Linked DNA regions of Homo sapiens: region 2 is linked to region 1. The links are chromatin loops, found by intact Hi-C in ENCODE. Cell type or tissue: A673. All regions are shown on one strand. Links, peaks and the distances in the headings refer to the core of each region. The heading gives the core; the rest is flanking DNA.

Region 1 (2,920 bases), core at 245-2,744:
ATCCTTACAACCAGTGCCTCCAAAGATCCAGCCTATCAAGCATCACATTCTGATGAGTCTGAGAGGAACAGAATGAGTGTTCTGTGTGTGTCCATCATTCCCCAAAGCCCAGTGGTCTCTCTGAAGCTGTTTCATGCAATGTATGGAAAAGGGCTCAAGCATTTCAGAAACCCAGTGCTTTTTTGTCAGCAAACTCTACTTCATTAAGAAAGTAAGTAAAGGGCGGACGTGGTGGCTCACTCTTGTAATCCCAGCACTTTGGGAGGCCAAGGCGGGTGGATCACGAAGTCAAGAGTTCGAGACCAGCCTGGCCAACATGGTGAAACCCCGTCTCTACTAAAAGTACAAAAATTAGCTCGGCATGGTGGCGCACGCCTGTAATCCCAGCTACTCGGGAGGCTGAGGCAAGAGAATCGCTTGAACTCGGCAGGTGGAGGTTTCAGTGAGCCGAGATCACGCCACTGCATTCCAGCCTGGGCTACAGAGCAAGACTCCGTCTCAAAAAAAAAAAAAAAAAAAAAAAGGCAGTAAGTAAAATCCCGGCCCCCCCACCAAAAAAAAATCAGTAAAGATACAGTTTCTTTTCAAAAAAGATTATTGAAATTTCGCCATGCAAGTCTTGCCAGAGGGCTTGAGGGTCTCCTGGTTGGCTCTTACCCACCTTCTAATTATACGCATTTCCTAACTGACCCGCAGCCCTCCTTGTTGAGAATTTGTTCGAGTCTGGGAAAAGAATTTCCACGACATGACCGCTAGATGGTGATATAAGTCTAAAATGACTTTCGTGAGCGGGAGGAAAAAAAAATGGATAAATCTCACTTTGGCACTGTAGAAAATAAACTATGAAAAAGTAACACACGGCTACTTTAAAAAAATGTTGTGGAGGTACAATTTTTCTTTAACCGGAGAATAAAAAATTAGAGACTAAAACAATTCCGTAACATTTACCCGACAGAGAAAAATATAGAGGGGCATAGATGATGACAGGATAATTAAAGGAAAATTAAATTCCGAAGGGAAAATAACCCCTACCCCCAATATCCTTAACATGGAGTAAACACTACTTCAAAGGGGAAGTAATATGCCACCAGTGCCTTTTCTCGCACCTTAAATCCCCAAATACCCAGGCATGCTCCCCACGCCCCCTCCTCTCATTACTAAGCATGTACCGTGCTCATGACAAATGCGGCCACTAGAGGGCGCTGCGACCACAAACACTCCGGAGCTGAGGGTCCGAGGGCCTTCCTGCCCTCCAGCTGGCCATCGCTGGGTCCTGTCATAGCTGTAAACATCTGAGGGGTTGCTCCCCTTGCTACTGTTTTCTGGCGATCCCAATTAAAATCAAGATGCAGCGAATCCCCCTCAAAGCCCTTCAGTTCTAGATACCTAGCAAGATTAGGGAGTAGAGAGGAATGGGAAGGATGTAGAAATCCGTGGAGGGAACCCACCAAACTCTTGTTTTAATTCAGAATCATATTTTCTGTCTCCGGAAAACCTTCAGGTCCACATAAAAAGAGCCCCGCCGGAGGCCAAGACCCACTGCCTTCTGGTCCCCTCGCCAAACAGGATGGGGCTGTCTGGAGAGGAGCTGGATTTGCACAGGAGTGATGAGCAGCAAGCTCCCAAAAGCTATCTATTCAGTTTCCAGCAAAGAATAGAGATGTGTGTGTGAGGGAGATTTTTCAAAGAAGAAATGCATTTCCTATGTTCAGTTAAAGATACAATTGGGAAGTACTCTTTAAAATGATGGAGTCCAATGGTGAAAGCCCAGATAAATCTCCCTTAGCCCAAAGAGAGCACCTATAACCATCACGTCTGTGGTAAGTGAGAGTCGTTCAGGTCCTAAAAGCTTCAGGAGAGGCTGATCTTTGACCGTTGCTTTTAACTCCTCCTGTGTGGGAGTGAACAGTGGGGGAGGTTTGTGTGTGGAGTGTTGCAGAAGAAGACCCTGCCTTACTTCCTTGTGAATCAATGGCTCACCCCCTCCACTGCCCACACCTATTACAGTTCTTTAGGGCATCTTCCCTCTTCTACCCTCTAGAGTCTGAGTAGAACTGCTCTAGAGGTTGGAGACACTATGCTGTCTTTTAGCAAAATAAATATTCTAGTCCAATAAATACACTGCCTCTCTGGACAGAAGAAATAAGCTACAATTAAGGTCTCAAAATCTTATAATTGACAAAGGTGCCTTTTGATAAAGAATACCCAGGTGTGGCTCCCTCCCACCTCTGTTTGCAGAATTCACTCCACTGTTGTCAGGGAAGGTCCGGAGTCCAGTCAGGACACTTCAGTTTCTTACAAATAGAAGAACATCCAACCTGGAATGTAGTTAACAATCCTAAAACTGCAAAGCATTTTGCAAATACAGCTTGCTATAAATAAATGTCATTTGCTTTAGGCTAAATCTGTATCCTACAGCATACAGTGGATGAGTTTCCCCAATAGAATATTGTGGTATGAGAATATCGCGTCCTTAAAGCTCAACATGTCATTGTGGATGTGCACATGGCCTTAGGCATGTATATAGTGGCCCACCTAAATTCAGGAGCACATGAGGGTGACAAAAGTGACCGGCCCATTCTCATGCAGGGTCTGCTCTTCTGGTGGTAACTGACAGGCCATGAGGTGAATTAGTTGTTAGGAAGTAAATTGGTACAATTCCTATAGGATTCTGAGGCTGCTTAAGAATCTCTCTCCTGAGTTGCTGCCCAAGGCAATGAGATGCTAATGACATCACGGCTAGAATGACAGAAGCAGTTCATTAGGCAGCAAAGAAATCAAATGCAAGCTAATCAAATCCCAGCTTTTGGAGACAGCTTAGGATCTACAGGAAAGAAGGCTTGATGTGGGGCAAATGAAGCACAGCCACCCTGAAGCCCACCAAAACCCTGCATTCCAGGATCTACCCCAACCCCCACCC
Region 2 (2,920 bases), core at 130-2,629, 1.4 Mb after region 1:
AACTTTGGAAGAACTAAAGATGCAGTTCTAACATAAAATAATTTAAGATGCTTAGACTACAAGGGGAGGGTTGAGGGTAGGGGAGAGAGGGTTGGTGTAGATTGGAGATGCTACAGATGTAGCATGTAATGCTGTGCATAGTGCGGAGGAGATACAAACAGAAAATAAGGGAAGAAAAGACAAAACAGTGAACTTCTAAGAATTAGTAACATGTCTAACCAAGCCCTAATAACACTGTTGGTTCTTGGACCTTGAATTATCTTTGGGGGGAGTTGATAAACCCCCAAACATGCAGCGCAGTTTAGATAGCCTTAGAGAGGACAGGAAGTTAAACCAGAAGAAACAATGAAGACAATATTGAACACATAAAGGGATTTATAAACAGAGACCTACGTAGTTCTATGAAGAGAGACATATAGCAACTGACTTGTTGCTAACGTTCTACAGAACTCCAGCTATAATTATGCATATTTGGTTAATTATAATGTAAGACACCTAGGAAATTATTTGCCTTTCCTTGAAGTCAAGCCAGTGCCAGTAATATACCTATCATCCTGTGACAAAAGACAAAAATTTTACAGAAAGCAGTGATAATGAAAAATACTCATATAATAGATATAATGTACTTTTTTATGATTTACAACTCCCCTGCCCTCATGGGTATTGGTTTTCTAATCTTTTCAATTTGAGTTTTTACTTTAGCATAATAACTAAGTAATGATAATGCATGTTAAGTAGTCTCTATAGTATATTCCTGAGAAGAATTAGTTCCTCATGCCTGAAGAACTTTTAATATATATCGAACTGTCATAAAAGCTTTACTTAATGGAGCTAATGTGTACTTATAAATTAAAATATGTGCCCAGTTCCAGCAGCCCAAATGAGTAAACATTTTATATCAAAAAAATTGAAAATGACAGAGATGTTAGTAACCACTTGGTATTTTATAAGGAAATGAGACAGTTGGGAATTGCTGAGACATTTTGCTTTAATATCGGGTACCTCCACCTTTAAGAAACATCATGGTAATATATTTAGATATTTTCTTAAGAAAATTATTTTCCATGTTTTTAAGATCTTGCTGGCCTCTAGTGGTAATACGATGCTGTTGTTTAAACATTGTCAATTCCTGTGAGTGTAAAGCCATTTGGAAGGCCTAGTCTGCTGATACATTTACTCTCAGAGTTCTGGGTTAACAGTGTTCTCAAAGTGTACATGTAACATCATCTTTCTCCTAAAGACTAGGGAAGGTGTCTGAGTCACTCTGCTTCTGTATTTTAAACGATACTGGTTAAGCTCTGAAGCAACCTCTCATTATTATAGTTTATATACAGTGGTAATTACTATGTAAAGTTTGCACTAACAGTTCTTCCCAGAGTGTTTCAGCCCTCTTCTCTGAAGGTCATAGGGCTATTTTTTCCTTATTCTGTATATAATAGTTTTCATTTTCTTAAGAGGAAGCTTTAAATTTACCATTGAGATTCGTGTTTAGGCTCACCTCTTTATTTGATTTGGAAGAATTTTACATTTGAAATACTGGTTTACTAAGCAAGATAATGATTTGTCACTTTTGTTTTTCCCTTTTCTCATGCAGATGTGAAAGGACCACCCACCCACCGTCTGTCTTGTGGTCAGTCACCCTACACCGAGACAACAACGTGGGAGCGGAAGTATTGCATCCTCACAGACAGCCAGTTGGTATTGCTCAACAAGGAGAAGGAGGTGAGATGGATATTATTCAGGAAAGTTAGTTTCCTTTTCTGAGTAAATTCCTGAAATTACCTAGTTTTTGTTTGCATTTTGAAAAGTTGGATTATAAAAATAAAGGCTTGATGAAGATATAGGTAAGTCTAAAAGGCTGCTAATGTCATAAAGATATGTTATCTTCATGAAGGAGTGGGTTTCACAAGATAGGGCTGGATTTTCACTAAGAAACAATGGAAGAGATACTGAGTTAAACTGAGGAGTTTGGAATGGGAAGGGGTTGGATTATATAGGCCTGGCCCTGCAAATGATCTCGAGGGGCCATTGGGAATTACATCAGTACTTCCTAGCAAAAACAAATGTCATTAATTGGATTAATTGAAAGAGGTTTATTGGAGGGACTATTTGCAGATGTGTGGGCAGCATAAAGGACCTAACTAAGGATGAGGAAGCACCCACGAGCTAGCAGTCGCAGAAAGCAGTTATCACCCTGGGCTTCCAAGGCAAGGGAAGAAAGTGATGTTTCTGGAACCTAGAGAACTGTAGCTGCATGAGAATGCTGCTTGACAGTTGCTGTGGTTATGCACAAAAGAACACAGTCTCTATACCAAACAAAAATGGCCAGCAGGGAGGAAGTAAGACAGAATAAACACTCCAACTCTTTTCTTCTGCCTTCTGATTTCTTGCCAGTGTCACCTACTGGCCAAATCTAACTCGAAGGCAGAAAAAGATTGCTTTTTGATGTATTCTGTAGAGGTCAGCTTCCTGAAACATGTAACAAGGTCAAGAAGGGCAGAGAGTAGAATAGATCTGGCGAGGTAGACAGAATGTAACCAGGACAGGCATCTAGTTCTAGGTGTACTTTCTGTTCTTCTAAATTAAAAAACTCTTAAACTTATCACATGCTATTACTATTTTATTCCTCAAACTGTTACAGTTTACAAATCCTTCCACAGCTATCTCATTTATTTGCTTATTGGTGATTAATCAGGTAATTGATATTCTGATCTGGTATGATAAAACTACTCTGTAAAATCATCATAATTCCCAATTTCCACCATATAAAAAAATAAGTGAATATAATATTGACAAAGAAGAGGAATAATGAAAGGGAAGGAGAAGATATGATTCAATGAAGGAGAAAGATTAATTGCCAAAACTATATAAATAACTAGAAAGATGTAGGTAGAATATCCATTCAGTAAGTCACCTTCCA

The links. A loop is a pair of places that touch in the nucleus more often than their neighbours do. Peaks named below come from ENCODE experiments on the same cell type or tissue, not always from the same donor. Only the 100,000 strongest peaks of a DNase experiment are listed, where the experiment ranks them.
Region 2: a loop joins it to region 1, with 4 times the contacts of the local background. A loop is called at or near these places in 4 of 110 quality-filtered maps.

The regions. Positions count from the first base shown.
Region 1 is chr1:176,896,775-176,899,694 of GRCh38, forward strand. The region is part of intron 16 of ASTN1 (astrotactin 1); the gene reads right to left. Among named protein-coding and RNA genes, the nearest start is that of MIR488, 130 kb to the right of the region's middle. In A673, for the core only: a CTCF peak has its summit at 1,196 (motif pointing right); DNase peaks (open chromatin) are centred at 747 and 1,187; H3K4me3 peaks cover 454 bases.
Region 2 is chr1:178,281,970-178,284,889 of GRCh38, forward strand. RASAL2 (RAS protein activator like 2) reads left to right here. Exons shown (of 18, transcript NM_170692.4): 2 at 1,595-1,722. Among named protein-coding and RNA genes, the nearest start is that of RASAL2, 190 kb to the left of the region's middle. RefSeq lists an enhancer at 1,977-2,784. In A673, for the core only: a CTCF peak has its summit at 1,098 (motif pointing left); a DNase peak (open chromatin) is centred at 1,092.